2 separate regions of the Homo sapiens genome follow, and region 1 is linked to region 2. Evidence: read pairs that join two places in POLR2A ChIA-PET (ENCODE). Cell type or tissue: PC-9. All regions are shown on one strand.

What was found. ChIA-PET counts read pairs that join two places held together with the same protein. Peaks named below come from ENCODE experiments on the same cell type or tissue, not always from the same donor. Only the 100,000 strongest peaks of a DNase experiment are listed, where the experiment ranks them.
Region 1: POLR2A ChIA-PET joins it to region 2 with 10 read pairs; 3 of 35 experiments call an interaction of 5 or more read pairs at or near these places.

Annotation. Positions count from the first base shown.
Region 1 is chr17:27,275,205-27,279,204 of GRCh38, forward strand. No RefSeq gene overlaps it. Among named protein-coding and RNA genes, the nearest start is that of MIR4522, 17 kb to the right of the region's middle. In PC-9, no CTCF peak of the experiment used is centred here; no DNase peak of the experiment used is centred here.
Region 2 is chr17:27,224,492-27,228,491 of GRCh38, forward strand. No RefSeq gene overlaps it. Among named protein-coding and RNA genes, the nearest start is that of MIR4522, 68 kb to the right of the region's middle. In PC-9, no CTCF peak of the experiment used is centred here; a DNase peak (open chromatin) is centred at 2,340.

The sequences.
Region 1 (4,000 bases), 51 kb after region 2:
CGAAGCAGCTGGCTTGATAAAATAGTTTACAGCCATGTAGCTAGCTGCAGAAATAAGGACTGTAATGAATATTTCTTCCTTTTTTTACATGAATATGTTTGTGTCTATATGAATAAAGTAGTTTGATTTTCTTTCCCTCTCCCATACCCATACTTAATAGCAGATTAGATTTATATCAGTTTTTAAATTGTGGAATACCAAAGGAAAAGTGTGAATTAGGTAGGAAAATGAATACCCTTCAAAAACTGAAAAGGAATTTTGCCTCATCTTTCTGGGGAAAGGGTTAACGTGTTTTGTGTTGTACATGGTACAGTTGTGTCATATTAGACAGAAAGATGCCTTAGTTGTTATCTTTATTTAGAGGTTAAGTGTGGTTTAAAACATGGGTGCCTTAATCCTGGCCTGTGGAGTCCAGGAGCGGAAGTGGGAGAGAGGCCGGCTGGGAACTGTAGTAGCCTCACCTCGGTGTTCACAGCAGGTAGGTGGTCATTTTGCTAATGGCTTGGTGAGAGTGGACAGTAATTAGGCTTTCGCACTTTGGAGGATGGCTCCGGCTAAGAGAAGCGAAATGCTTCTCGAGTGAAAGGGCTTTTTATTATTTTTATTTATTATTTATTTATTTTTTGTAGAAGTGTGGTGGGGGGAGTGGAGGGGGTTACCATGTTGGGCAGGCTGGTCTCGAACTCCAGACCTCTAGTGATCCTCCCGCCTCTGCCTCCCAAAGTGCTGGGATTACAGACGTGAGCCACCGCGCCTGGCCAGGACTTTTATTTGCGCTTCCTCTTACACATGGCGAGTGAGCGCCTGAGATTCGGAGTGTCTCCTTCGCAGAGGACGCCTATGGTAGGGGCTTAGTGTTTGCTGAATTAAAGGGAATTTGTCTTCCTAACTTTAGATTCGCAACACTTCAGAACCGAATGAGAGACCTTCCTCCATAAAATTGACTTTATAAATCTTTTTCTTTTCTTTCCTTTTTTTTTTTTTTTTTTTTTTTTTTTTGTTAGAGCCAAGGTCTCGCTCTGTTGCCCAGGCTGAAGTGCCGTGCAGTGATCATGGCTCCCTGCAGCCTTGAACTCCTGAGCTCAAGAAATCCTCCTGCCTCAGTAAGTCACCAAGCCTGGCTAATTCTTTCTTTATTTTTTTATTTTTTATTTTTATTTTTTTGTAGAGAAGTGGGTCTTGCTTGGTTGCCCAGGCTAATCTCGAACTCCTGGGCTCAAGTGATCCTCCCTCCTCGGCTTCCCAAAGTTGAGATTGTAGGCATGAACTATCACGCCTGGCCTTATAAATCTTTATTCATCTTTGCAAACTTCTAATTATCAGAGAATATAGTCAGGTCTAATCCATCATTTTACAAATAAAGTGACTTCCTGACATCCCCCAGCTAAATAAATAATAAATATATAAATAAATAAACTCAGGTGCCAAATTGAGAAGCGGTAGACCATGGTGGCTTTGAAACGTATTGTGTCCCCTTGGCGAGGTGGAACTACGTTTCCCAGCATCCCCTGTGGATATGTTTCTGGTTAGGGTGGGCCACAGGAGACATTCTCATGCAGATTTGAGGGCGGGAGCGAAGCAGCAGACATTTTGTGGCTCGTGTTATTGTTTATCTGCTGGTTTACCTCCTTGGCTTGGGCCAGCAGCTGGGCCTAAAACTGCTCCGCCTTCCCCCAAGTCCTTCTCCAGCGTTTCCTACTCCTAGGCTAGGTGTGTACTGAAGGAACGCAGCTGCTTCTGCAGGATGGCCATACTATCAAGGTCAAAGGCAAAGAGAATTGACACGGTTTTAGTTTGCCTTTGTGGGTTCCAGCTGGTATTTGCTTTTCTCTACGCCTTCCTGACTGCCTTTCCTGACGTCTTCAAGCTCCAGGATCAGCTGTGACGATAACAGCTTTACAGGGATTGCTTAAGCAGTTCCCACAATTGTGTAAGATTATATGCGGTATATATGATATATAATATACATACCCTAGTGGGTTCTGCTCTGCTTCAATCTCTTCTGTGCTAGAATCCTGACTGATTGTATTATAATGATTTTGTAATCCGGTAAATGCATTATCTTCTTCGGATTTGCACTTCCGAAAACTTTTCATTCAGAATGGTTTGTGGTGGATTAAATCAGGGGTGTCCAATCTTTTGGCTTCCCCAGGCCACGTTGGAAGAAGAATGGTCTTGGGCCACGGTTAAGATAGGCTAACATTTACGATAGCTGATGAGCTAAAGAAAAAAAAAATCACAAAAAAATCTGATAATGTTTTAAGAAAGTTTACAAATTCGTGTTGGGCCACAATCAAAGCCTGGGCCACATGCAGCTAGTGGGCCGTGGTTTGGACAAGCTTGAACTACATTGAAGTCATTATTGCTGTGTTGCCTGGGCTGGAGTGCAGTGGCCATTCACGAGCACAATTATTGCAAGCTACAACCTTAACCTCCTGGGCTCGAGCAGTCCTGCCTCAGCCTCCATAGTAGCTGGGCCTACATGAATTTTGAAGAACAATAAACTTGATCAGATAAACAGTTCACGTGTGTAAGCTTTTCACAGTTGCTTAACATAAAAATTGCTATGTGGACCAGGTGCTGTGGCTCACGCCTTTAATCCCAGCACTCTGGAAGGCCGAGGCTGGTGGATCACTTGAGGCCAGGAGTTCGAGACCAGCCTGTCCAACATGGTGAAAACCTGTGTCTACTAAAATTACAAAAATTACCTGAGTGTGGTGGTGCACACCTGTAATCCCAGCTACTCAGGAGGCTGAGGCATGAGAATCCCTGGTACCAGGGAGGTACAGGTTGCAGTGAATCACTGCACTCCAGCCTGGGTGACAGAACAAGATCCTGTCTCAAAAAAAAAAAAATGCTATGTGACAAACTAGAGATAACATGTACGTATTTCTTAGATATAACAGAGATAAATGTCCAAAGAGATAAATTTTGTTTTCCAACTCTTTTTTTTTTTTTTTTTTTTTTTTTTTTTTTTGAGACAGAGTTTTGCTCTGTCACCCAGGCTGGAGTGCAATGGTGCGATCTCGGCTTACCGCAAACTCCACCTTCCAGGTTCAAGGGATTCTCCTGCCTCAGCCTCTCTAGTAGCTGGGATTACAGGCATGTGCCACCACACCTGGCTAATTTTGTATTTTTAGTAGAGATGGAGTTTCTCCATGTTGGTCAGGCTGGTCTCGAACTCCCAACCTCAGGTAATCCACCCGCCTCGGCCTCCCAAAGTGCTGGGATTACAGGCATGATCCACTGTGCCCGGCCTGTTTTCCCACTCTTATTATGTACCCACAAAGCAATAAATTGAACAAGTTGAGTAGTTGCCTCTGAGTGGTAGGAAGTGATGAAGGGGTAGGAGTGAAACTGCTGCTTTTGCTCTAAGCCTTTTTAGCATTATTTGACCCCTAGACTAGTTGCATGGAATATTTTGATAAAAAATAAACATTGGTTACAAAAACAGTTTTAATAAAAGCAAAAACCATACCACCTATTTGTATAGGGTGGGCAAGAAGAAAGAAGATAGGAAAGGTTATCATTTGAGTTGGACAATAGACTTCAGTACTGGAGAGTTTCCAATAGAAGTTGAAAGGAAGGTCAGGTTCCCTCCACTATTGTCCTATAACCCTGCCAAATCCCCCTCTGCGAGAAACACCCAAGAATGATCAATAAAAAAAATAAATAAAATAAAATAAATAAAAATAAAAATAAAAAAATAAAAAAAAGAAAGGAAGGTCAGGTTTAGGGAGGATTATGAAGCTGTGAGATTTAAAAGGATAAGAGAATGAGCTCTTCCTTCTTTCACAGTCATTTTCTACAAAAAGAACATCTTGGCAACATAGTCTCAGGCTCCCCCCCTCCTCTCCACCTCTCTGCCTTCTCTTTTTATACTGTATTTATTGTGCTAACTGAATCTAAATCTCAGAAATAATTGAAACAATACTTTGAAGCAGCTCCTCTCAGAGTTGTGTTTCATAGACTTGAGGAGTCTTGAGTTCTGGGATTGGTA
Region 2 (4,000 bases):
AGTCAGGGGTCTCTCAAGAAACAGAATTAGTAGGATACATTCATTCATTCATTTATTATAAGAAATAATAAAGGATTTATTAGAAGGAATTGTCTTATGTGATTATGGAGGCTGGCAAATCCAAATCTGTCCAAGTCTGAGTCAATATCCCAGTTTAAGTGTGAAGTCAGAAAGCTCCTGTAGAACCAGGAAGAGCCAATGACTCATTTCAAAAGCCATCAGGCAGGAGAATTCTACTCGGCGGATGGTCAGCCTTTTCTTCTGGTCAGGCCTTCAACTGATTGGATGAGGCCCATCCACATTATAGAGGGCAATCTGCTTGCATCAGTCTACAATTTAAATGTTAAGCTCATCCAAAAAACAGCCTCACAGAAACACCTAGAATAATGTGTGACCAAATACCTAGGCACCCCATGGCCCAGTCAAGCTGACACATAAATCTAACCAATACAGTGTTCCTCCTCATTAAGGTAAAATATTAAAAACTGTCTCCAGTGAATCATGCCTCTCTGGATCCATCCCTTTGCAATGTGCCTTTGCTCTCCTGCCCACCATCAGGCCCTCAGACATGTGAATGAAGCCATCTGGAAGCCTCTAAGACAGTCCAGTCACCCCACTGATGTCATGTGGAGCACTTCCTGTGGAGCGCTGCCTGAAACTCTGACCCCTGGGTTCGTAAGTAACAACATGGTTGTATTTATTCGCTGAGTTTAGGGAGTGGTTTATTATGCAGCCATACATAAGTGACATAACTGATACTACTAATACAATAAGTAGTGAGAAAATATGAATTAAGATACATCACAGTAGCACCAGAAATTATTGTGTATCCTGGAATTAACCTAACACAACTGCACAAAATCTTTATGAGGAAAAATATAAAACTCCTTTAAAGGATGTTTTAAAAGACTCAGATAATGAAAGACATGCCTTTTTTCTTTTTCTTTTTCTTTTTTTTCTGTGACAGGGTCTCACTCTGTCACCCAAGCTGGGGTGCAGTGGCGTAATCTTAGCTTACTGCAACCTCCGCCTCTCAGGGTCAAGCAATCCTCCCACCTCAGCCTTCCAAGTAGCCAGGACTACAGGTTCACACCACCACACTTGGCTAATTTTTGTATTTTTGGTAGAGATGGGGTTTTACCATGTGGCCCAGGCTGCCTTGAGCTTCTGAGCTCCAGCAATCTGCCCACCTCAGCCTCCCAAAGTGCCGGGCTTACAGGCATGAGCCACTGTGCCTGGCTTTATTGAAGTGTACCTGACCTACAATTGATAGTACATTTTAAAGTGAACAATTTAGGTTTTGACATATGTATACACCTGTGCAATCACCACCCCTAAAAATGGTGAACATATATCCATGGTGAACATATATCCATCATTCCCAAAACTTTTCTCATGTCTTTTTGCAACCCTTTCCTCTCACCTCTCCCTGAACCCTTTCCCATTCCCAAGCAGCCATTAACCATTTTTTGTCACTATAGATTAATTTTCATTACTAGAATTTTATATAAATAGAATTATCCAGCAATTTTATTGTCTGGCTTCTTTAACTCAGCATAATTATTTTGAGGTTCATCCCTGGGGTTGTGTGTATCAGTAATGTATTCCTCTTTATTGCCAAGTAGTGTTATTCCATGGTTTGTATGTACCATAATTTGTTTACTCATTCACCCATTGATGCACATTTAGGTTGTCTCCAGTTTTGAACTAATACAAATAAAGCTGACATGAATATTCATATCCAAGTCTTTATATTGACTTATACTTTCATATCTCTTGGATAAATACTCAGGAGTGGAATGGCTGGGTCTTTCAGGAGGTATTCCAGAAGAAGGGATTGTTAACACAGGAGAAGACAGCTCCATGCATGTTATTTCCCCCGAAGATCTCCCAGTGGGACAAGACGTGGAGGTGGAAGACAGTGATATTAGTGATATTGATGATCCTGATGATTTGTAGGCCCAGGCTAATGTGTGTGTTTGTGTCTTAGTTTGGGACAAAAAAGTTTAAAAAGTAAAAAAAAAACAAAAACTTTTTAATAGAAAAATGCTTATAGAATAAGGATATGAAGAAAAAATTGTTCTGTGCAGCTATACAATGTGTGTTATACATTAAGTGTTATTAAAGAGTCAGAAGTTTTAAAATATCAAAAAGTTTATGAAATTAAAAAGTTACAATAAGCTAAGGTTAATTTATTATTGAAGAAAGAAAAATATTTTAAAAATAAATTTAGTGTAGCCTAAGTGTACAGTGTTTACAAAGTAAACAGTAGTTACAGTAATGTCCTAGGCCTTCACAGTGACTCACCCTCACTCACTGACTCACTCAGAGCAACTTCCAGTCCTGCAAGCTCCATTAACGGTAAATGCCCTATCCAGGTGTACCATTTTCTGTTTTATACATATTTTTACTATGCCACCTCTATGTTTAGATGCACAAATACTTCCCGTTGTGTTACAATTGCCTAAAATATTCAGGACAGTAACATGCTGTACAAGTTTGTAGCCTATCCAATAGGCTATCCCACATATCCTAGGTGTATAGTAGGTTATACCGTCTAGATTTGTATAGTACACTCTACGATGTCTGCACAATGATAGAATCATCTGACAATACATTTCTCAGAACATATCTCTGTTGCTAAGTGGCACATGACTGCACTTATTTGCCATCTACATGCCTTCTTTGGTGAAATATCTATTCAAATATTTTGCCCATCTAAAAAAGTTGAGTTGCTTCTTATTATTGAGTTTTGAGAGTGCTGAGTATATTCTGGATACAAGTCCTTTATTAAGTATATGATTTGCAAATATTTACTTCAGTCTCTGGGCTGTCTTTTTATTGTCTTACCAAGATGTTTCAAAGAGCAGAGATTCTTAATTTTGCTAAAGTCCAGTTTATCAATTTCTCCTTTTATGGATTATGCTTTTGGTGTAGCTAAGAAATCATTGCCTAATACAAGGTCACAAAGATTTTCTTCTAGAAATGTTCATGTTTTAGGTTTTACCTTTAGGTCTGTGATACATCTGAATTAATTTTTGAATATTTTATGAGATAAGAATCAAAATCTATTGTTTTGCCTATGGATATCCAGTTATTCTAGTACCGTTTATTTAAAAGACTGTCCTTTCTCCACTGAGTTGTCTTTGCACTTTTAATAAAAACCAGTTGTCCATGTAAGTGCAGGTCTATTTCTGGACTCTGTTTGAGTCCATTGATCTATTTTTTTCATGTCAATGTTCTCAGCTTCCACCTTAAGATTCTTAAACAAAAAAGAAGAGTAAATTAAATCTAAAGTAATCAGAAGAAAGGAAATAGCAAAGATTAGAGTGGAAATCAACACACTAGAAAACAGAAAAATAATAGAAAAAAATTCAGTGGAACAAAAAGCTCTTTCTTTGAGAAGATCAATAAGATTGAAAACTTCTAGCCACACTAATCAGGAAAGAAAGGGAGGATAAAAATTAGCAATATCAGGAATGAGACAGCCAACATCCCCACGGGCTCTCAGATATTAGAGGATGATAAGGGAATTTTATGAACAATTTTATGACAATTTTTTTTGAGATAGGATCTCACTCTGTCACCCAAGCATATAATGCAGTGGCATGATCAGAGCTCACTGCAGCCTCAAACTCCTAGACTCAAGCGATCCTCCTACCCCAGACCCCTGAGTAGCTGGGACTACAGGCATGTACGACAACAACCAGCTAATTTAAAAAATTGTTTTTGTAGAGACAGGGTCTTGCAATGTTGCTCAGGCTGGTCTCAAACTCCAAACCTCAGGCAATCTCCCATCAGCCCCTCAGTGGGCTGGGATTACAGATGTGAGCCACCACCCCTGGCCTTAGGGAAACTTATATGACAACTTAGATGAAAAGGACAAATTTTTTGAAAGACAAACTACCAAAACTCATTCAACAAGAAATAGATGGCCAGGCATGGTGGCTTATGCCTGTAAAATGGTACACCTGTATACGGCATTTACCCTTAATGGAGC